Regions from separate parts of the Mus musculus genome. Here regions 1 and 2 are each linked to region 3. A link is a loop called in an ENCODE intact Hi-C map of the cell type or tissue named here. Cell type or tissue: left cerebral cortex. All regions are shown on one strand. Each heading gives the region's core, and the rest is flanking DNA. Links, peaks and the distances in the headings are about the cores only.

What was found. Hi-C counts contacts between places; a loop is a spot of excess contacts. Peaks named below come from ENCODE experiments on the same cell type or tissue, not always from the same donor. Only the 100,000 strongest peaks of a DNase experiment are listed, where the experiment ranks them.
Region 1: it touches region 3 in a loop (2.6-fold over the local background); 6 of 42 quality-filtered maps call a loop at or near these places.
Region 2: it touches region 3 in a loop (4-fold over the local background); 4 of 42 quality-filtered maps call a loop at or near these places.

What each region holds. Positions count from the first base shown.
Region 1 is chr8:107,820,654-107,828,416 of GRCm38, reverse strand. It overlaps Gm42040 (a long non-coding RNA gene), which reads right to left. Exons shown (of 3, transcript XR_879157.1): 2 at 6,927-7,175; 3 at 5,127-5,562. It overlaps Gm39242 (a long non-coding RNA gene), which reads left to right. Exons shown (of 3, transcript XR_879158.1): 2 at 1,386-1,473. Among named protein-coding and RNA genes, the nearest start is that of Gm39242, 9.8 kb to the left of the region's middle. In left cerebral cortex, for the core only: no CTCF peak of the experiment used is centred there; DNase peaks (open chromatin) are centred at 3,451 and 3,612; H3K4me3 peaks cover 292 bases.
Region 2 is chr8:109,413,794-109,421,556 of GRCm38, reverse strand. It overlaps a transcript of Pmfbp1 not described here. Among named protein-coding and RNA genes, the nearest start is that of Gm35145, 43 kb to the left of the region's middle. In left cerebral cortex, for the core only: CTCF peaks have their summits at 3,306 and 4,110; DNase peaks (open chromatin) are centred at 3,335, 4,128, 4,995, 5,797 and 1 more place; H3K4me3 peaks cover 203 bases; H3K27ac peaks cover 3,388 bases.
Region 3 is chr8:109,182,771-109,190,533 of GRCm38, reverse strand. The region is part of intron 5 of D030068K23Rik (RIKEN cDNA D030068K23 gene); the gene reads right to left. The region is part of intron 1 of 4922502B01Rik (RIKEN cDNA 4922502B01 gene); the gene reads left to right. Among named protein-coding and RNA genes, the nearest start is that of 4922502B01Rik, 63 kb to the left of the region's middle. In left cerebral cortex, for the core only: a CTCF peak has its summit at 4,440 (motif pointing right); a DNase peak (open chromatin) is centred at 4,442; H3K4me3 peaks cover 369 bases.

The sequences.
Region 1 (7,763 bases), core at 1,078-6,077, 1.4 Mb after region 3:
TAGGAGTCATCCTGTCTTCACCCACCCCCACGCCCCACTCCCAATGCACTACAAGCATGTGCCACCACACTGTTTGCCCCCATGCATGCTGGGTAATGTACTAAGCACTTACTGACTGAGCTACCTCTCAGCCCAACACAAGCTGTTGTTCTGTGTTCTGGATGAAGAAAGTGTTGCTTATCTTTGCCCTCCGAACCCCATCCCTAATTGCAACAATCCTTACAAGCACTGAACAGTTCCACAATGTCTGTTTCTAGGGGAAGGGAACCCACCATGCTGAAGAAGAAGGCACGGTGTTAACGTTCCACAAACATCTTTCTTCATTTTTCTCCCTTCAACCGAGAGCTAGAAGCTTGGAGATTAAAAACGGAAACATTTCCCCCCCCCCCCCCCCCCGGCTTCATCTGAACGTGGCATTTGCACAGTCTTCCGTGCCATGTGCGCATGCTCACTGGACTGGCATCCATCCTCAACACAGTGGACAGCCTAGAAAAAAAGCATTATTCTTTCCAGGTGTGCCTGCCTGGGTTATTTATGGCCTGACTTCCTTTCAGAGTGTGAGAAACCTTAGCCTTCTGCCAGCTGCAAGGGATTGCTGAGAAGTATTTTGAAGGGGAAAAAAAAAATATAGAGCGCGACACCCCTTTTCCCCCTCCCCCTTCCCCCACAGCCAGCCACACTCCGTGCACCCCCTTGCATCAGATAGTCAGTGACATGCCTAAATAGGCATTTAACTGTACTCGCCATCAAAGAAGGTGCCCCATGCAGGCAACAGTATATTAACTTAATGAATTCCAGAAAGAATAAGGGAGAGGGCACTGGTAACTCCGCCCGAGTTATCTTCCCTAGGAACACTCATCCCGGGTGGTGAAAACATGCAGACGCGTGCTTTTCTCCATTTTTTAAAAAGAGATGCTTGATATGGGGCCCAAAGATTCGGGGACTACAAGGAACTTAAGTCCAAAGGCAGATCCCAGTTTACAAAGAGGCCCTGTGGCAGACACAGAATTTGATCACATAAACTAAGTTTAAATCAGGGGTTCTCACCCTTCCTAATTCTTTGACTGTTTAATACAGTTCCTTGTATGGTGGTGACGGCCCCCCAACCCAAAAAATTACTTTCGTTGCTATGTTATAACTGTAATTTTGCTACTGTTATGAATCCTAAGGTAAATATCCATGTTTTCTGATGGTCTTAGGTAGCCCCTGTGAAAGACTGTTAGCCCCCACCCACCCATAAAGGGGTCACCCCCAAAGGTTGAGAACTGCTGCTTTAAATGTCTTCTCATTTATGAATAACACAGGAGGGTCTCTGATGATGTTGCTTTCTCTGGCTATACAGCATGAAAGTTGCTTCCGTTAAAAAATCATCATTTGCTTTTTAGGGACCATGTCTTTTAAGCAGTTGGAAGGAGACAGAAGTTGGGCCCGGTCTTACAGGTCTGCAATCGTAGCTGCAATCATGAGGCTGAGGTAGGAGAAGGCCAAGCTGGGTAAATTCATATACAAATTATCCTGTAAAGGGTATGGGCAAACTAGAGATGCAGCTGGGAAGCACAGCACATCCTAGCATGTACAAGGTCCTAGGTTCGATTCCAGGTACTAGAAAAACAAAAGATGGAATCATTATGAAAGATAGCATTTCAGTACCACAAAAATAAATTACAGTATTCTCTGGAGGCAACCCCAGAATACACCTTCCACAGCCAAATCTACCTCTGCTGGAGTCATAAGAAATGGCGGAGTGATGTGTCAACAACAGCAACATTTTAAAGAGCAGCACATCAAGATAAAGGTGCTTGCCACCAGGTTTGTTACCTCAAGTTCAATGTCAAAACCCACACGGCAGAACCAATTCCAGAAAGTTCTCCTCTAACCTTCATATAAGTACCAGTGTATATGTGTACACACACATACACACACACAGGCACACACACATACATACACATACATGCATGCACACATACATGTACACATACATACACACATACATATATGCATACAGATATACACATGTACACACATACATACTCACATGCACATGCATACAAATATATACATATACACACATACACACACATGCACACACACATACACATATACACACATATACATACTCCCACACACACATACATGCACACATGCACACGCACTATAAAAATAAACTTCTAAATAGCAAAATAAGTAGGACCTGTAATCTCAGCACTGGGAGGCTGAGGCAGGAGAAAAACAGGGAGTTGGAGGCCATTCTGAGTTACATTGTGAATTCTAGGCCAGCCTGGGCTACATAGAGAAACTATGTCTAAGAGAGAGAGGGAGAGAGAAAGGAACAAAGAGAGAAAGAGAGAAAGGAAGGAAGGAAAAGGAAAAGGGAAAGGGAAAAGGGGGGAAAGGGGGAAAGGGGGAAAAAGGGAAAAAAAGAAAAAAGGAAAAAAGGGAAAGGGAGGGAGGGAAGCAGGGAGGGAGGGAGGGAGGAAAAGTAAACAAAAATGGCAATACATACATATGCTCTCTACCTTAGACCGAGGTTCCCCCTCAGCCCACCCCCCTGTATATTTAACTCATGTGTAGATTGCTGTGTGAACAGATCCTGCAGTGCACTGTTTCAAAAATTATGACAAGAACAGTCTATACCTGCCTATAGCAGATACAACTCTTTCCCTAATTTTTTTGTATGCTGTTGAAGCCCACGAATACAGAAGCCACAGATATGAATGGATGGCCACATACCCTAATTTAAATAATTTTTCACATGCAAGCAGAAACAGACTGGTTCTAAAATAACTGGTTCAACCCTCAAAAAAAGAGAATCATGGAGGCTAAAGGCACAACTCCATGGTAAAGAGAACTTACTGCTCTTGCAGAGAGTCTGGGTTCAGTTCCCAGCACCCAACTTGGTAGCTCACACTGCCTGTAACTGTAGCACTAGGGAACCTCTCTCTGGTCTCTAAGGACACTAGGTACAGATGTAGTATACTTACGGACAAGCAGGCAAAACGCCCACACAAATAATCTAAAGTAAAAAAAATTTTTTTAAAATATGTATACTCAGTATGGACACCTTCTAAACGTTTCTGAAAAGACAAACATTAAACTAATTGGCAGAATCTTTCATAGCAATTATGACTTGTAAAAAGGCAAAAACACGCGATTGATAATCACTCACGAGGGAAGAAGGACAGGACCTGAAATCTGAAATAACAAATCACTGACTACAACAACATGTGTCTCAGGAGCATCCCGGCCCTCGACTAATAAGATCACAGAGGAGCTGTGTTTCCTGCAACAGAAAAATTCACTTTTAGTGGGTAGGTGTGGCTCTAAAAAATTGCCACATAATTTAGAGATCTGCGGGAATCTTTGGTATTTTTGGAACCTGGTGGAGCCTTTGGGGGTAAAAAAAGAAAAACTCATCACAGCTCCTTTCAGTCTTGGAGGAAGCTGGCACTTCTGCAATGGAGTTGTTAAACAGCCTGGCCATGCCAAAATTCATCATAGCACTGCCCCAGGGAGGCTGCGAGCTGCCTGACCCAGGAGCTCAGAGCGCGCCTGGAACAAAAGGCTAGCAACAATTTCAAAAGGATCCCTAGGAAGCATCCGGGAAGATGCGGGAGTGTCGAGGTGGACTGCGACAAACAGTGGGAGCTGGGAAGTGCTTGCTCGCTGGCTGAGGAAGGCAGAGCGCGCTGTGGAGCTTAGGAAGGGGGTGACTGGGCCGAGCAGGTTCGCTGGCAGAAGCCGCACACGGGATTGCTAGGCAATGGTCAATTTCCACACCATCATCCCAGAGTTAACTACAGAGCAGTGAAGATGGAGTATTGTGAAGAATGCGTCTCACACAGAGAAATGACAAAGAGAGAAAGGGAACAGGGGGGCAAGAGAAAGGGGGGGGGGACCAAAAGGAGGAAGCAAAAAAAGAGAAGGAGAAAGGGAAGAAAAAGGGGGGAGGAGGGGCAAAAAGGATGAGGGAGGGGAGAGAACGGAGAGGCAAGAAGAGAAGGGGAAGCGGAGAAAAAAGGGGGAGGGAGAGGGCAAAGGGAAGGAAGAGGTGAGGGACTGGGAGAATGAAGTCAGGAAGGAGGCAAAGAAAAGAGGGAGGAGATTAAAAGATGTGCATCAGGAGCCAGCGAGGGCACCGGAAGAAAGGAAAGGAAGTTAAAGGTCAAAGGGCAAGAGAAGAATTTGAAGAAAAGGTTTAGCAAAACAAATTTCCAGAAAGGCTGGCCATTTGTGTCAAAAAAGAGTGGTACCAGTGATTGCGAGCATCCAAATTTCTAGCGGTTCATTATTTTATTAATGCCATTCGGGCTTAACACTACTACCCCAGGACTGTAAATAGCAATGATAAGGACATCCAGGTTGGCGTCAATGAAGCTGAAGGATTTTATGTAAAACACAGCCTACAAGCAGAGAGATGACAGCTTACAAACCTTTACATCACATTAAGGAAAAGCCTCGCAAGGATCCACAAACAGCAGTCTTAATATGCAACAGCATTCCCTGCCCTGATGTCCCTATAGAATGATTTGTAATTCCTCTACATGTAAAATAACAAGTCTCCACACCCAAGGAGCGTAGTAAGAAAGTTAATGTATATTTAAAGAGCATGTTACGTTATCTTTAGCCCTATCCCCCACTTGTTTTCCAAAGTGAATAAGTTTATTTAAAAGAAAGAAGAAAGAAAGAAAGAAAGAAAGAAAGAAAGAAAGAAAGAAAGAAAGAAAGAAAAGAAAAGAAAGAAAGAAAGAAGGAAAGAAAGAAAGAAAGGAAGAAAGGAGACAGACATGATTGCTCCACTTGGTTTGGATTAAGAAGAAAGATTTTTTCGGGTTTTGGTTTTGTTTTGTTTTTTTGTTTTTTTGTTTTTTGTTTTTTTTTTGTTTTTTGTTTTTTGTTTTTTGTTTTTGTTTTTTTTTTTGTAGCTATGAGGGAGAGCACTGACAAGAAACGTCAGGAAAAGTCCAGACTAAACTGGGCCCTAGAAACAGAAAGAGAGAGAGAGAGACTGAGGGGAAGGGGGAGAGAAGAGAGAATCCAAGGGCCAAGAGAACAAAAAGCCAAGAACCCCAAAAGGATCAGTAGCCAAAATGGCTATGGTTTTACAAGAGTCAGATTCTGGAGACCGGGAAGCCCAGACCAGGCCTGGGCTAAAAACTTTAGGGTAGGAGGCAGAGTATGTCAGCTGGGAAGGGCGGGGAGGGGGAGGGAGGATGCTGTGCCAGGTAAGGACTGAGGGAGACTGGCAGCCAGAGTCTGCCAAAACTGAAGCTCAATTTTGACTCACAGACTGTGTATTTAGAAACCAACAGTGCTAGTGTAAAAACAGGGTGGTTGCTTTTGATCATCTTCAAATTAGTCACGATAATTACTGTCCCGTCATTGAAGTTCACGGTCCTGGTAGACTGGATGTCTTCGGGGGCATCTTCGGCTTCCAGCAAGACAAGCTTGGGGCTTTTCTGACCCACCACTGGCCACAAAGGTCATTCTGCCATCTCTTGGCTTGGGGGATGTCATGATTTTGTTCACACTTAGTAATGTGCATATGTGTGCCTCCCCTCATCCCTAAAAATAGCAAAATCCAAAGCAACTCAAGTTCATTGTGTTAATATTGTATTTATTATCTGTGCATAGTGTGTGTGCATCTCCCAGATACTTTTGGTCAACTCTCACTTATTGATTTATGCCTAACACAATGTATATGTTAAGTAAAACATCATCGTTACACCACACAGTACAGAAAACAGCGATGTCTGGGAGAGAGCTTACATATGTTCAGTCCTGACTTTTCAGAAGTTTTGGTCTGAGGTTAACTGAGTCTATGGGTTCAAAATCCACATCCATGAACAAGCAAGGGCGTCCTCACATGCACACACGCGCGCGAGCACACACACACACACACACACACAACCGCAGTGACTACAACCAACTCTGCCAGGTGCCTTATCTCTCCAGATGATAGGTAACGCTTTCCTTTCCTTAAAACAGACTCCAGGTACGTTTTTTAGTTGTTTTTGTTTTTTTGTGGTGTAACTTGTTTTGTTTTGGGGAGTTGGAGGGGCTAAAGCTCAATTTCAATGATTCGTTTCCTATCATGGAGCCAGGTAAGATGGTTTGGATGTGAAAAGCTCCCAGCAGACTCCCAGGTTTAAACCCTTGGTGACCCAGCTGGAGGCCCTGCCCCAGACTGGGTCTTTCCTTCACGCCTTTCCCAACACACCAGACTCTATTCTGGAAACCAGGAGCCGAAATAAGACCTTGCTCCCTTGAGTCACCTCTGGCAGGTGGCTGAAGCTCGGAGAAAATAAACTAACTCATCAGTCGAGAGACAAAACTGTAATTTGAACTAGACTCTGAATCCAAATGCCCAGCTCTCACAATGTGAGTTGAAGCAGTCCGAGGGGAGGTTTCAGCCCTCAGGAACGAATGGCTGGGTTGTGAAAACTATACAATTTGAGCCGTCAGCCACTCTTTAAGGAATACCGGATGTCAAAGATTCATGTATTCACTTTGAAACCAAACCCCACCACGCCACTGAAACAACGGCCTTGCCAGTAAGTCTGCTTTACTTCAAAGGTTAAGTAAGCTTGCAAATGCCAGCAAGCATACTTTGGCTGAGGTGGGGTCATGGTCTCTGCAATCCCCTAACCTGAGAGGGTTGCTTAATTGTTTGTCCAAGGAGAAACCTAAGTCCCTTTCAAGCACTACCTCGGGTAAGCGTTGCCATGGGAAAGCCTGAGTAGGCTACATTCCATAGTGGTTGTGCCTCTGTGGGTAAAGAGCGCAGGGAGGAATCTTTGTAAATTGTTGCCAGCCACACCCTAAGCCCAGGCTCCTGCCTCCTTTTATGAACGACCAGTCAAGACAAGAAGTGTGCATGGTACATTAGAGAGCCTCACCATTTAACACCACAGCTGAGAGAGTCCTACCTTTGTCAGTGGGTGGAAATAGATGTAGGATGCTAGAGTCGGTCCACTCTAGCCTTTGGAGGAGTGGAGTGTGACAGAGAATTCATACATAGACTCTCTGGCTCCAACATCATTCTTCAACAGAGGAGTTCATCAAACCCTCCTGCCTGGCCTGTAACTAGATGCGCACATTTCTGTGTTGCCCGTCTGTTTTGAGCTTTCCTGGGGTGCGAAGCCTGTCAGATCACTGGAGCCAGCAATATCTTCATCCTGGAGGAGAAAACGTGGGATACCAGTGCAACCTCTTGGCACACCAATTGCAGAAGAAACAAAACCGAAGTCCTCCACAGACTTCACGAAAGCCTCTTGTCAGGGAAGTCCTGTCCCACCCCAGAATTCCCCCCAGAATGCCCAGTTGCTCCCACGGAGTAGAATCTCCAAGGCTGCTAGGATGTGGCTGCTTCTTAGCTTCTAAGTGTGAAGTGATGTTTCCTATTACCATTTGACTTTCTCGGGGAGAAAGTTTTGGCTGTAGGATACCTTTCTGCTTGGGTTTTTTCACTGTGACAGCATCCGGGGTTATCAAAGTCTGAAAGGGCACAAAATTAAAAAGAAAGAAAGGAAGGAAGGAAGGAAGGAAGAAAGAAAGAAAGAAAGAAAGAAAGAAAGAAAGAAAGAAAGAAAGAAAGAAAGGGAGGAAAATGTTTCCTATTTTCTTTCGTGATAGGATGGGCCCTGAAGCCCTGCTGTAGTGCTCATCATCAGAAACCTTCCCTTTTGTTACATCTGGGCCTTCCTGGAAAGAACGGAATTAGATAGAGGGGAGGGGGGAGGGGAGGAGGCGGCGGCTGGGGTGGG
Region 2 (7,763 bases), core at 1,085-6,084, 230 kb before region 3:
CATGAAACCCACCACCACCGGCTTTCATGGCAGCATGTGCTTTCTTCTTTTATGGGTAAAGTATTTTCACTTTGCTCTGGAAAAGACCCTAAAGTCTCATGTAATCTCTCCACAGACTCAAGCCTGGGTCTTGGGTGGTTTCTTCTGACCTAGGGGCATAGGGCTAAGAAGTCCAGCTTATTTACTTGTGCCCACATATTCAAAATAAGGCAGAAGATGCTCTAGAGTGACCACAGTAGGCATTTTCATTTACAAGGCGAAAGAATAGAAATCCTAGCCTGTTACTGGGTCACAGCAATTCTGAAATCTCTGTGGAAGGAAATAGAACTGGGCCTCAGGGCTAGAGGCTATTTTCTGACTGGATCCATGCTCACTCTGGTTAAGCTTCCTCACCGGTTGCTCCTTGTGGCTCTGAAAGGTTCTCTTCCCTCATTATCCTCCCTGGCTATATCTGAAGAATTCATTGAAAAACAACAACAACAACAACATCAACAACAACAACAACAACAACAACAACAACAACAACAACAACAACAACACAATCTCCTCTGGGTCTTGAAACCTCTTAGATATGGTCTCCAAGTCATGGTTGCTTTAAATGGTCCCTCAGGACAACCTAGTGTGTTGGCTGTATACAGAGAGGGTTATGTTCTTATCAATATCAAAGCTTCCTGATCCATGACCATGGTATGCCTTTCCATCTCACTGGGTATCTAACTTCTCCCAAAAGGTTTTGTTGGTGTTACATCCCTTTCAAAACTACTTTTTTGAACCTATTGGGTCCCGTGAACTCTGTATCTCAACGACCCCTCGCTCGGTTACTTTGGGACGCACGCTGCCGTCGGAATGGATTATCAGTCTCTTGAGCATTCAGGGTGTCTTAAAAGCGAGTTGTCTAAAAGAAACCCCAGGAACCATAACCTTCTGTGCTTTGACCCTTAATGCGGAGGTAAATACTGTGTGAGGCAGGGACTTCATGCGGAGGTAAATATTGTCTCCAAAACATGGGACAAAAGGATCTCATTTCTAAAGTGTTATCTTCTCTCATTTGGCTGTTTTAACCAGAAGTGATTTTCCCCAGGGGACACTTGGCAACGGTAGGAGATACCTCTAACTGTGAAAACTCTCTGAGGGACATAGCACTCGTGCGTGCTGGGTGGAGCCCGTAGGTAGCGCCGAATGTAGGATAAAGCACTGGGTACCTCTTTCCTTCTCTGCTCTCCACGAGTGTTCTTAGGGCTGAGGTTGAGAACCACTCTTTCTAGCAGAACCACTGAAATGGAAGTCCCAACAACACCCCAAAGGCTCTCTAAGTGGGGGAGGGGGAGAGGGGGGGAGGGGGGAGGGGGAGGGAACAAGGCCACATATTTCCGGGTTAACACCACCAGCTACGCATATATTCCGCAATGTTTGAAAGAATTTGAAAGGCCATTTGTTTCGTTGGACTTGAAGGAGCCAAAATTCGTGAGCCGAAAGAGCCAACATTTGTTCCGTGGTAACATTTTCATTGTCTACCAATCACAGCATCTCTACCCATCATCTTGTTAAAATCTCTTACAGTGGAGCCGTGGAGATAACTCGGCAGGTTAGGTGCTTGCTCCGCAAGCTGACATGTATTGGATCCCCGAACAAGTGGATATATATCGGATCCCCAGAACCAACAGAGATGGGGGACAAAGAGAATCATCACCATAAGTGTGTCACCTGACTGCCACATGCACATTTCCCACAATTATAATAATTAAAAACAAATAAATGTCTTGCCTAATGTGTAGTATTGAGATCCCTTCCTTTGTCTCCTAAGGATCGTTTACCCTGCTAAGACACAGTCATGATTTCCGTTTTTCTTTTCTTTTTAGTTGTTAGTGTGTGCCTTTGTTTTTATTCTTCTAGAAGAGAGCCTAGAAGAGAGCACAGAGCTGCGGGGAGGCCCTGCTCTGGTTCACAGTGATGTCTACTTCACCATGGTTACCACCCGGCACCTCTGACAACCTCCTGCTCTCTTTAGTGCTTGTAAAGGAAATTCCCATGTTTAATATTAAAACAGGAGATGAACTTGACCTGACAAGGGTTTTTGGGCACCAGGAAGCTAAGCACAAAGGAAATCTTTTGGGGGGGGGAGGCAGATTTTTACCCCCACGGGAGTCAGAACACAGCAAAAGAGAAATGCAAATTACAGAGGCAAAAAACACCTACCAGATTACAGCAGGCAGACTTTGAACAGAGAGCAAGGCTATCTACACCTGCTAAGGATTTAGTCTAGAAGTAAAAGGAAGTCCTGTTTTCTTCCTGGTGTCTGCTGTGTCTGGTAGTCTGGGGCCTAGAGAGTCTGACATTCTCGCTGAAAGCACATATGGAGAAGAAGAAAGCTCTATCATTTGTGCCAGAAGCACCCACTTTCTTTGCCAGCTCCAAATGTCTCTGTTAGTAAGATAAGGACAATTCTGCCTTCGTATCAAATGCTGGCTGAGGTAGAGAAGGTTCTGTCTGTCAGATACATGTATGTTCTTTCCCATCTTGCTTTTTTAAAAAATTTTAATTCATACTATGTTTCATTTCATTCCTGTATTTCAAGATTATAAATGTGCGACTCTCTGGGGGTTTTTCTTTCTTCCTCCGGGTGTCTTTGCTGGAATCATGACTAGCCACGCTGCCGAGGGTGCGTGGCAACAGAAATGTGTGCCGAGCTGAGAGAAAGGACCTCGGCATTAGCCTGGCACCTGCTGACCTCTGACTGAGTGTCACAGGACAAGTCACTTTTCTGCCATCTTACTACAATTAGGACTGTACCAAATGACCTCTAAGGACTTGCTTACAGCTCAAATACTCTCTGGCTTTTAAATCTTCTTTTATGTGCACTATAACAGCCATGCAGCAACGACAAATTTTCTTCATGTGCCTATTTTATAGCCATTTTATGGGATTATAGCATATGTGTGCTCATATGTGTGTGCGCTTATATGTGTGTCTCTCTGTTACCCCCCCAACACACACACACACACACACACACACACACACACACACACACACACACACAGAGGATTAGTGGTAACCACTGTAGATAATATAAGTGTAATAATCTGTAAATACAACTTGTACACAGAGGATGCCAGGGTATTTAGATGCCTCTGTTGGAGAACACATGTAAGCATCCATCACAGGTATAAAATAGCATCCTCTGAAATGCCATTTCTTCCTTCCCCCAGGACAGATAAAGCGCCTGCAGACTCTCCGACCAGCCACTGAAACAGCCATGAAAAACCTCACGCTTTTCTAAAGCAGGACAAAGCTTTGAAGCTTCAGCGTCTGCTCCCCAGCATCCCCTGGCTGTGAGGAGGACAGCATTTCCCTAGTCAAAACAGCCTGGCTCTATTTATAGTGCTCACGTCTCCAGATAATAAACGGAACTCGCGGGCTATGCTCAGATCGCCTTCCTTCAGCCACCCCACCACTTAGCACAACGCCCACAATGAAAAACAAGGTCTACAATTTGGAGCCGTGGCTCTAGTTAATTACCTCAGAGGAGACAATGACCACCCTATACTTGAAGAGCCAAAACCCGGAAAGAGTGTCTGATACCCTTTGTTTGCCTTGGGTTTTTAGCATCCCTCTGGCTAGTTCACTGGGCTTGGTGGGTTTTTTGTTTGTTTGTTTGTTTGTTGTTGTTGTTGTTGGGGAGTAGGGTGGGTATTTCTTTAAATGATTCTAGAAATATCTCATCTCCGTGGTTGGAGAGAGGCTGTGTTCATCAGCTAGGTAATGTTCTTAGCAGATAGCGCTTTAAGTAAGGACAGCAGACAATACAGCTTCCACGGAGACTACTACAATTCCCTTCTATTCTTTTTCAAATGTTAAGTTTGTATTAGGTTATTTAATAGACCACAATATATTCAGTAGGTACAGAATCCATGGCCCCAAATGGCTGCGTTTTAATTCTATCCTTCTAGTCTGTTTTAACTAAGACGTTTTCTCCTGTGCATATAATCTTCATTATCATAGAAGTTATTTTTAATTTATAATTAACATAGTCTCTGTCTCATCATGTATGCCTTGATCGACTTGGACCCTCCAGACACATCTTATCTGGTACCACGTTGGCTGGGTCCTGCAGTTCTCCAAACATACAGTAGGTGTCTATCTTAGCCTTCCTTATCCCTTCACTTTCTTTTCTAGTCCCTGACACTGGGATATAGTGCATAATTCCAAAATGGCAGCTTTTTGAAAATTCACCTTGATTATCAGACATTAAAAGTGACTCATCCCGCAGTGACTGTCTGGCAGAAGGGATAGGATCAGACAGCAAGACAATGAGGGGACTGGGAACATTAGCGCACTAGATTACAGAGCCATCAAAAATACCTTTGTTCTGTCAAAGATCCAATCATTTGCTAGTTGTGTTCTGTGGAGGAGAAAGAAGGGGGGAAAATCCACCAAACAAACAAACAAGAAAATTCATCTGAGAATTAAAAACCTCCTCAGATCTCTTTATCCTAAGTGGGGAAGGGACGTAGCTGATGATCCATTTCAAGAGCAGGCAAGGTGGAGCTGCGTCTGAGCGGGGAATCTGTATGTAGCAGCTTTTCCCCTCAGTAGCCATCACACTTTGCTTATGACCTTCTGCCCTTTGCGTCTCCGGAAGAGCGGAAACTGCCAAGTTCAACAGGGCTTGGTTTTGTCTGTGTGTCTGTACTGAGCCTGACTCACGGTGGAACAGTTAGAAGGAATGATCGCACAATTAGAGCGTTTTCATTCAAAGCGCAGCTTCTGATTTCCATCACGGTATATTAGAAAGCTAAGCAAGACATGTGTGATGGGCTAGAGGGGCAGATGCTGAGGGAAGCTGTTGGCAGCAGGCTTTCCACAAGCATCCAAACAGGCGTCTGTAAAATAGCAGAAGGAGCCTCGCAGAGACCGTGGATTCTGTATCAAGCATGTATGTGTGTCTCTGTGTTCAAGGGGGAGAAGGGACTGGGTGGGCAGTAGTGTCCTTTTCAGGGAGCCCTTCTTAGGGAGCTGCCCAGGCAGGTGAGAGGAGAGTGAGATGTCCTGAATCTCGGAGCTTCTCATCCCCCAAGAGACGGAGAGGCCAGATGGGACGTGGGTGTCTGGCTTCCTTCTCCCTTTCTTAAAAAAAAAAAAAAAAAAAACCAAAAAAAACCCACAATTTCCATCATTTGTCTATGAACTCAGAGGAGGAGTTTATCAGTCATGGAAAATGCCCCAAAGGGGCTCAGATCAAAGGCAGACTTTGAAATGTGTACTTAGGTGGATCTCCCTGCCAAATACATTAATGTGATTAAAACACAAATTCCATTGGCAGTTATTCCATCTGTTTAGGTGATGTTGGTTGGCAGTGCCATGTACCGGTCAATGGTGGCCTTTTACAGAGGAGTGCCGAGTGAATTTAAATGCTCTGCCGCACACGGATGCTACCTGCCGCGCTCTGGGAGGATTTGGAGGTCTTATTTGCTGGCAGGGCAGGGGAACCAGCTGCTGTCACACCACACAGGGATCTAGTGATAAGAATGGCTTCCTGTTCACTGCCGTCTCGCAAATGGATTCGTGAAAACAACTCGTTGTGATTTTCTAGGTGTGGTTGGTACACGGGGGCTTGCTACTTCTTGTATCCTCCCCCCTCCCCATTCTTATTTCTGCCTTCAGGTACAGAGCACCTCCATGACCACCCCCACCCCATTTATTACGTCGAGCATCAGTGAGTACATTGCTTTATGGATGGAAGGAGACAGACTCAGCAGAACCCAGCACATACTCAGACGCCCAGTATGTTTCTTTGGATTCACAACACACTCCTTGAGCATGGTGAAAGAGAAATCTATATAGTTTAAAGATCTCTGCCTAAACCTGACCAAGAGATTAAAGGGGAGGGCTAAGGGGGAGGGCCCAGACCAATCTCCACACACCAGCACGCCTAACAGAGATAGATTTCTGTGTAAGTGAGTGGGGGGAGAGAGACCTGTGCGCTGGAGTTTTCCATCAGCGGAATGTTAATGAGCCCTAAAGGTTACCTCCCACTCATTAACAAACAGCTCTAGAGACAAATTCCAGTTTTGGGTGGTTACAGAGCAGTGGCTTCCTGTGCACAATCAAATTGTGAGACTGTCCAGGGCCTATTCTGTTGCGGAAACCCAACCTTCAACATTATTATACATGTACTCAAAATCAAAGGTGGAAGACAAGGAAAAAAAAAAAGAGGAAAGATATTTGCAAATTAAAGTCATTGGATTAATCTCCTCTGATGAAATTGATGCTGTCAAGTGAAAAATACTGCTTTGGAAAAAATAATACCCTGAGTAGATATTTCATCTGTGAAGGGAACACTAACGTTCTGGTGTTGAGGTGGCCCGGCAGAGGATACGGCAAACAAAGGAGGAAAGATCGTTCCATCAGCTAGGGACTTGAGTGTCCCCTACTGGAAAATGAGTGGCAAAGAATGAAGAAGTAGGATGTGTTCTTTGGGAGTGTATCCCCTTTCCTTCTTGTCCCCAACCCATTTCCCTCCCTGTTTCCCTCTCTTAAGAAATAGCCATAAGTGCCTGAGGAGGTAAACAGAAATAACTAAGAGTTTATATCAAGCAACAACGCAGGACGGTTAAAAGAAAGAACCACATCCAAAGATCTGCCTTTTCTCCAAATTGGGTGCAAAGCCCTCCCACTTGCCCCCGGAAGAATTATTGGTCTCCTAGTGGTCCAGGCACCACCAGCGAATGCGTGATTTCTAGATATTAGAGGATATTGGGTATGGTGGCAGCGTGCATCTGTGGACCTAGTACTCTGGAGGCTGAGGCAAAACGATTATTTTGAATTAGGACCAACCTGGGCTATATTACAAGACCCCCATCTCAGAATACAAACAAGTAGGGATTGGAGTTATGGCTTCACAGTTAAAAACACTATTCCAAAGGACCTGGGTTCAATTCCCAGCACCCACATGGTGGCTCACAACTGTTTGTGACTCCAGCTCTGGAGGATCTGACATCCTCTTCAGGCCTCTGTGGGCACCAGGCATGCATGCGATACACACAGACATACATGGAAACAAAACATTCATACCGCATAAAATAAAAATTAAAACCCTAAATAAGTAGAATAAACCTTACAGTACTTTAAATATTAGCATTACTGTTATTGTTTGTGTGATCATGTGCGCGCGCGCGCGCGCGCGCGCGTGCGTGCGTGTGCGTGTGTGCGTGCGTGTGCGTGTGTGCGTGCGTGTGCGTGTGTGTGCGCGCGCGTGTGCGTGTGTGCGTGTGCGCGTGCGTGTGCGTGTGCGTGTGCGTGTGTGTGTGTGTGTGATAGATAGGCCAGCACACATATGGAGGTCAGAAGACAACTCTGTACTCAGTTCTGGAGACCGAACTCAGCTCACCAGACTTGTGTGGCAGGCACCAGATGCTCCACCTCGCTAGCCCATCCTTCTGAATTTTAAGACTATCCTTTAGCTTGTTTAAAGCTGTGCTGCATGTTAACTCCTCCAGGGCAACAGACAATACTTTGCTCTCCCCGCTTCAAGCTTTGTAGGAGAATGGAGGGGGTTAAAAGCAGAAGACTCCAAGAAACGAACAATAAATGCAAAAGGGACCGAGCTAGCCCAGGGCTCGGCTGTTCGAGGGTGCAGGGGGTTAAGGAACAGAGAGGCTCTGGTTAAGTTCAAATCCCCAGCAACCACATGGTGGCTCACAACCATCTGTAATGGGATCTGATGCCCTCTGCTGGTGTGTCTGAAGACAGCTACAGTGTACTCA
Region 3 (7,763 bases), core at 1,912-6,911:
CAGGTTGATTTTGAACTTGTAATCCCCTTGCCTCTACCTCCCATGTTGTGGGAGTACAGGCCTGTGCCATCATCCTGGCTAGCTTTCACTCTTTACCCTTTCTTCCTTATTATTCATTTGTGAACAGTCTGAGGGAGCCCAACATGGTGGAGACATTTTTATAAGGTAGGAGAATAGCTATAGTCCAAGATGGCCCTGCCAAACTTCAGAGTATTCCCAGAAGAAAAAAAAAAAGCAAAAATTATAAAATATAGATTTGAAAAATGTTTAAGAAGTTCTTTTTATATATTTAAAAGTCATGAAAGACTGGCATGTTAGCCTTTAGAAACATAACATTATCATACAATGCCTCACTGTATTTTTAAAAACTGCATTAAGAAGTTAATTTGATCATTGTACAAATACTACCATTAGCTTTCATGTGCTTTGCAATACATGATGGCGTTTCTGATTAAGGCCTCTTGATTTCAACACCCATGCTGGAAGTCTGAGGAAAGGAAACAAAGTCGCCATGTCCTAAAGCAAGGAGATCTGTAGGTGGATTGGGGAGGTGTGAGGGAGGGGGAAGAGGTACCATCACAGGGATGAAAAAGGAAACCTGTTCAAACCTTCCCAAGCAATTCAAGTTCTGTGTGGCTTTATAGTACCTTCACATGAACTCGTATGGATGGCATGAGCAGAGTGGACAGAGAAAACAAATAAGGGATCCAAAGAAATGTGCCCAGTGTGAGAAATCCCATTTCTTTTTCCGATGTGTGCAGGTCGTCTCTAACCATCGTTTCTCTGTCTATTAAAATCTACGTGTTATGGAAGTTGAATGACTTTAAGTGGGAATACAGAATTTTTTTTTACTTTAAGCATATATCTTTTTTCTATTTTAAAACTAATTTTGAAATAGTTTTAAAAATCATTTTACACACAATCTATTCTTTCCCTGACTTGTCATGCCTGTACATAAAATTTAAGGCAAATATCATGTTTTAGTTTATTTTAAACAAAGTATGGAGATACTGATATACTTAGTCTAGAATAGTACAAAAACCAATGAGTTCTAAAGTTACAAGGGACTTTGCTGTCCCAGGTCCTTCTTGCAGTGGGCTGGCTTTTGTAGCGTGTTCCCGAATCTGGGTTTCAGACCTTTCATTAAGTGGAGGTACTGTTTCTCTCTGTTGTAGTACTGGAGAGCGTGGCTGGCTGCTCACTTGATGTTACTATCACTAGAACACTCCAGGAAGTCCATGGGAGCTAAGACAACTTTGTATCTCATTTCTTATTCACACGGCCCATCTCTGACTCAAGATGTACACAGTGCAACACTTGTTCCAACCAACACTAAGAAGGAAATCTCCTGCTCACTGGCATTTCACCTTCAAAGCGGCTGGCCAGCTAGCTAGGTGTATGCTCTTTGGATAGCTCAGGCATTCGGAGAGTAGGTCCTATCTGGGTCATTCAAGTGATGGCCTTGAAATGCACCCGTTTCTTCCCTTTACAGGGATGACAAGGAGAATTTGCAAGGCGAAAACTCCCTAAAAAACGGCCCTTTGCTTATGGTCCACTCTCTCGGTCCTTTATGGTTTGTTTTGGTTTGGTTTCCCACGCACCAGAGTGTGTCTTCATCTCTCACCTCGAAGTCCTTTGTCTTAAGGCCTCTGCTACCACAAACAGGTTGAATCCTGTTACCAGTGGTGTTAAGCAACCTACATGTCCTTAACCTGAAAATTCTTCACTACAGTCACACCTTCAACAGTCATGTGAACACAGACTCTTTGGAGTATTTTTCTATCTAATCTCGAGACGTGCCCTGACCCCACGAAATTTACCCTCAAAGGCTAGAGCCCTGGCTAAAACAATTAGGGGTAATTACTGAAAATACACAGTCTGTCATGAATTGAACCTTATCAAATGACCAGTTGGTACATTCTCATTGCCAGTTTTGAGCATCTCTTCTGCTGCCAAGGCATTGGGATCTCTCACTTTGTTCATTTCAAATCTGCTGATCTCCCAGAAGCAGGGCCCATGAAAAACTGAATGACCCTGATGACGCACTCTGTCTCGGATTCTCTCTCTGTCTCTTTGTTTCTTTCTCTTTCTGTCTCTCTGTCTCCCCCCCCCCCACCCCAATCTACTTATCTCCTTCTCCCCCTTACCCACCCTCTATGTTCATGAGTATAAAGAAATGATTGTTTCTGTAGCTTTAGGTCTGAATGCTTGTCACTCCATTTGCAATAATTCAATTTATCCTCTTCAGCTGCACTCCTTGCTTCCTTCAAATCTCCATGCAGGCAAGCTTGGCTAATAAATTTTGATTAATGTAGCCGAATATAGACTCCCACCTCGAGCCCCCTTTCCTTGGTATACTACCATCGGGCTGGTTAAAGAGAGAAGGAAATAAGAATACAGTCAGAGGGAAGGAATGGAGACGGGGTAAAATAGTAATAAAAAATAATTATATAAAAATGCTAAAGATACCACATCTGTCTTTTTGCTTAGCCCACTGAGCTTGGCAGTTCCAGACTTAAGCCATTGTCCATGTTTTAGCAGATATGGAAATGGGAAAGGAGAAGAGGATGTTTATGGGCAATTATTAAATAGTGCAGAAAAAAAACAGAGTCTTTATTACAGTGGTAAGGGAGAGAGGAACGGAGAGAAATTTCTTTCCACAGATTTGCCTTTGTGATCTGGAAGGTGCTGTTCCCCTGCTTACACTCTGTTACCCTGGCAACACACTCCTGTAAAATAAAGATTATTAAAGCGCATATGATTATTTTGCTGCTGAGTGAATAAGACAAGCCGCTTCTGAAATGCCTTATCAGAGAAATTCAATTTTAGACCAAATTGTGTTTTTGCCTCCTTCTGGTTCTCCCTCCCCCCGCCCCCCACTTCAAATAAAACCATCATCCCCGCAGTTACCACGCGACAGTTACCACACGACACTTTGTTACTTATTCACACCCTCGGTATTTCCAGCTTTCTTTTAATTTCAGGAAAGCCTCACCCCCATTTTCATTATTGTCCTCCCCCCGCCCTCAAGCGGACTACCACTGTTTGCAAATCAGAATTGGAAAGTAATGTGGCTAGGCTTTGATTTGATTATTTAGGACTTGTAAAAAATATCGGGTTCTGTACCACACATAAATGCTTATATTATACACCCAATAAGCAATATTTCACTGAAGAACGGCGTAGAAAGTGAAGATGAGGCATGTGGTGGTCCTTTAAAGGTTGCAGATGCAACTGCTCCAGTCACCCACAACAGCCAGGCTTAGTGTCCTGGGCTCAGTGTCCTAGTGACGGCGTCCTAAGGTGTGCAGTTACTGCAAAGACGGGCAGCTTCACAGCTGCAATGGCTGCCCGGTGTACCTTTGTTGTCTGTTACCTCTGTATTTGCTATTCAGTCAGTGATGATGACAGAGAGTTATGAGGAGGGCAGAGATTATTCAACAGACTCCATAGGCTCTTTTAATATTCTCCTGATGAGATAGTAACATCAACTTTGCTAGAGCTGCCATGTGATTTTTTTTTTTCCTAGAAGCTGTACCTTTGAGTCTCTTCAGGGTCCAAGTGTAAGTCAGTAGTGATAGAAAAAAAAATAAGAAAAGGGGAAAAGGAAAGAAAGAGAGGAGGAAGGGAGGGGGAGGAAAGGAAGAGAGAGAGAGAGAGAGAGAGAGAGAGAGAGAGAGAGAGAGAGAGAAATTGGTACCTGTAAGCTTGTATCATTTCCATACAGTATGAAAAAAAAAAAAAAGAAACCATTTAAAAATGTTAAATATAACAATTAAATCAGCATGGAAGGAGAGGTGGGAATGATGGAGTCTGTTCAGAAAAAAAAAAAAAAAAGACTCCAGTTGAGGCTGTACAGAGTAGATCCATAGCCTGTCTGTGAAACCTGCTGAGAGACATGGGTGCACAGAAACAGCACCAGGCGACCTGTATCCTACACGGCCAGGCAGTGGGCAGCTGAGATGGATGTCACTGCCTTCACCAGGACTGTTCATGGGACACGTCCTTACTGCTAGAAGGCACTGGCATGTAACGGGATACTGCCGTGTCTCACCACATACATGCACACACACATCCTTGCAAAAACACGTGCAGCAGCGTCTGGTGTTGATATTCTAGTCCCACGTAATTGCTTTCCTTTATTTTGTTGACATTCATTTTCAAGCCTGACTCAGAACCACCACTAGGAAAGTAAGCAGGTAGGGCCTTGGTTGTCAATTTATTTATTTTTTTTTATTTCACTAACTGCAAATCTGTGCTTGTTTGCAAGAAACTTACGGCATTTGGTACTTAGCAGTGCTAGAAATCCCAAGAACAAGTAGGATGTTGTATCAGTTTCTTTGATGAAGCAAACCATACATCCTATTATTCACTGTATGTGGGTGAGCTACCACCACCAGGAAGCTCACTCCTGGCTGTAATTCACTCCCAGCACTGCCCAGAAGGTGTCACCACAGCCTCATTGGCTTCAAGGATTTGGGGACAAGTGGGGAGTAGGAGGCAAAGGGAGAAAAACAGACACAAAGAAGGGGAAAAAAAGTGTTCACGCAGACAAAGGAAAACAAGACAATGTGCCAGGCAATAAAACTCCCAGAGAAACCCAGACATTCGCCCAACCTAACAGTGTGACTTGCCCAGAGGAGAGTGGCCCTCCGTTTGTTGGTGAAGGCAGGAAGTGGGAGAATGGAGGCAGAGGCTGATCCACGCAGGCATTTTGTGGAGAGTAAACAACACGTGGTGAACACTAAGCCTGGTCCAAGATGCCCATCTAACCTGCTCACCTGGCTTTCACCTGTGGTGGTGGTTCGGTGCTGGACCATACAAAGGGGACCTAACAGCTGCGAAGCCATGCTAGGAAGAGTCAGACGACATAGAACACAGTCTTTTTTTTTTTTTTTTACTGCGGAAGCCACACAAATTAACTCCAAATTACTGCTACAGTCAGACAAGGAGAAGCTTCGAGGCACAGAACTTGTTGCTGTAGTTCATCTTGCTTGAGGTGGTGGCTTCACTCATCTACTAGTTGCTAAAAGCCACCCCGTTTACAGCACGACAGCTTTTAATCTCTGCTCTCTCCCCCAGCAGCCCCCCCCCCACCGTAGTTTAATTAAAAGACAATGAACCTTTTAAAGTAGTCAGACGGAAAATATAAAATTGCCCTGTTCTATCAAAGCTTAAGACATTCTCGTTCTCAGAACATGAGAGGAATTCAAAGTAGCTCACTTGGTGGTTTATTACGCCATGGTCCCTCTGTGCCATTCTTTATCAGGGCTCTTGGAATAGCTATTTGAAACCAGAAAGGCGGGTCAACCTCAGACTGATAAATAGTCAAAATTACAAACAAGCAAGCAAGTAAAAACAGCCGCATGCGATCAACATGGTGTAGTCTCTAGGTCATTGTGTGTGATATTTATTTCTAGAATGTCACTATACATCGAAATTGCCCCTATGTGTTAACTTACAGGAGTCTAAAATAGGTAGCCTTTCTGACTTAATATATTCTCAGTTTAAGAGTACAGGAGCTATAAGAAGATTTAAAAATAGTAAATGTTATTGGATGATAGGTGGGTATGGATACTTAGCCTTCTTCTAACTCCACAGCCTAAATCTATTAATTTTGGCAAAGGGCACCGAGACACATCCGTGTGATTTGAAATGTTTCATGGGAGTCTTTAAGCATGAAGATCCCGTCTAATCTTTCCAGACATTAAGATGCTTCATCCCGAAGACCCCTTCATAGCAAATTGTAAGCTGTTCTGTTTTATGCGCTCTGACAGGATGAAGGGCTGAGCTGGCCCTAGAGGGATAGGAGACGGACAGAGTCTGAGGAGTTCAAACTTGAGATTTCCAATAAAGCACCTCCTACAATTAGAAGACAGCTATGGCAGCGTATTATTAGATAGTTGCAGGGCACGAAGAACTACTTTCTTCTTCTCACCTTAACACGGCCCTAAAATGCCCGCCGGAATCCGGCTTCGGCAGTCCGTCCTCCCAGATGAGCACCCAGGTTCTTACGGTCGGTCACCTACTTGAGTGCTGCACGGCACACCTCATTCCTGTTCTCTGCTACCTTCATCCTTGATTTCTTACAGATTCAAATCTGCTTGGTACTCCTCCCCAGCCATCCTTACCCAGCATCCTTGAGTTCAAGTTTCTCGAATGGGTTAAAGACTTCTACTTTTTCTCTTTCTTTTGGGTCTACCAATCTCCAAAAAGGAAATTCTTACTGAATAAGAATTGTTGTTTTCAGATGTCTATTATGAAAATCCTACTTCCAAAGTGTTAGAGGATGCCAAACCATCAATTAATGTAATGTCAACACTTATTTTCCTGGAATGAGGCTTGTGTTCTATTCTTTGAATCATAAAATAGATTTCCCTTTAGAACATACAATTATAATAGTATATTTTACTTTTTTATGTATTTATTTATTTATTTGGTTTTTTGAGACAGGGTTTCTCTGTATAGCTTTGGCTGTCCTGGAATTCACTTTGTAGACCAGGCTGGCCTCGAACTCAGAAATCTGCCTGTCTCTGCCTCCCGAGTGCTGGGATTAAAGGCGTGTGCCATCACGCCCGGCATATTTTACTTTTTTAAAGTCCCTGAGAACTAGTTCTCGTGGTATCAGAAGGCTCCACACAGGCTTCCAAGCAACTGATAGCCCTACCCTGCTCTATGGCTCCAAACTAAAACAATGACCGCCATGGCACAATTTGCAATAGGGGCACACACAACTTGGTGATAACCAACAGCTGTCAAATTGGACTTAAGATCCTCTCAACATGAAGAAACCCACGCCTGGTACTGGAGACCTAGCCAGCTCCCCAAGGCTGATAAAGTCACTAATCTGCGAGGAGAACCTAAAACCCACCACTTAAATATAGCCACATATATAAGCCATATAAATATATGGCCAAGGATATAACTCAGAGGATATAAATCAGCATAATCAATAACTACATCCTAAATCTCTATCCTTTTATGCATATCTTAGTCTCATCTCTCATCAAAGAAGCATTTCCTTGCAACAGTCAGACATGACTGCAGAAAGTCACAACTACATAAAATGCAGAGAGCAAGTGAGCACGGGCTGCCCAGTCCCAACCCATCCATCTACACCAGCAAAGATGAGAGGAAAGATGGCTCCTGATCAAGATGAACCAGGAAAGATGAGAGAAAAGGTAGTCATGAGCCAGATTACCATAAGTTTGCTGTGAGATTTTACTATTAGGAATACCAGAGAAGATAAACCCAGGAAATCTCATCAGCACGGATACCTAAACAAACTCTGAACAAGGACAACGTCGATAGACACGACCAAGAGAAGGAGAAATCTCATTAGGCCTCAGTCTAGTCAAAGGACTGCAGTTAACTAAGGGATGATGAGAACTGGAGAAACCACAGATCAGTGATCCAACACTGTGTGGCCATCTCTGAAATCATGTACGTACAAGTAACACTATGGGGACTGAGCAGGTTGTATTTGTATATTTAGGGATGTATAGGCATATATATGTATATGTATGTGTATGTATATGATGTATATGTATATATACACATAAACACACATAGAGAGCATGTATTTGAGAGAGAACAAGAGGGGTATAAGGGAATGGTTGGAGCAAGGAAAGACAAGGGGAATGATGTAATTATATTTTAAGTTAAAAAATAATTCAATAAAAAGTTCTCCAAGCTGTATAATTTTAAATATAAGCCTGTGAAAATAACCTTATAGAATTAAAGTAATGAAATGAAAACATGGT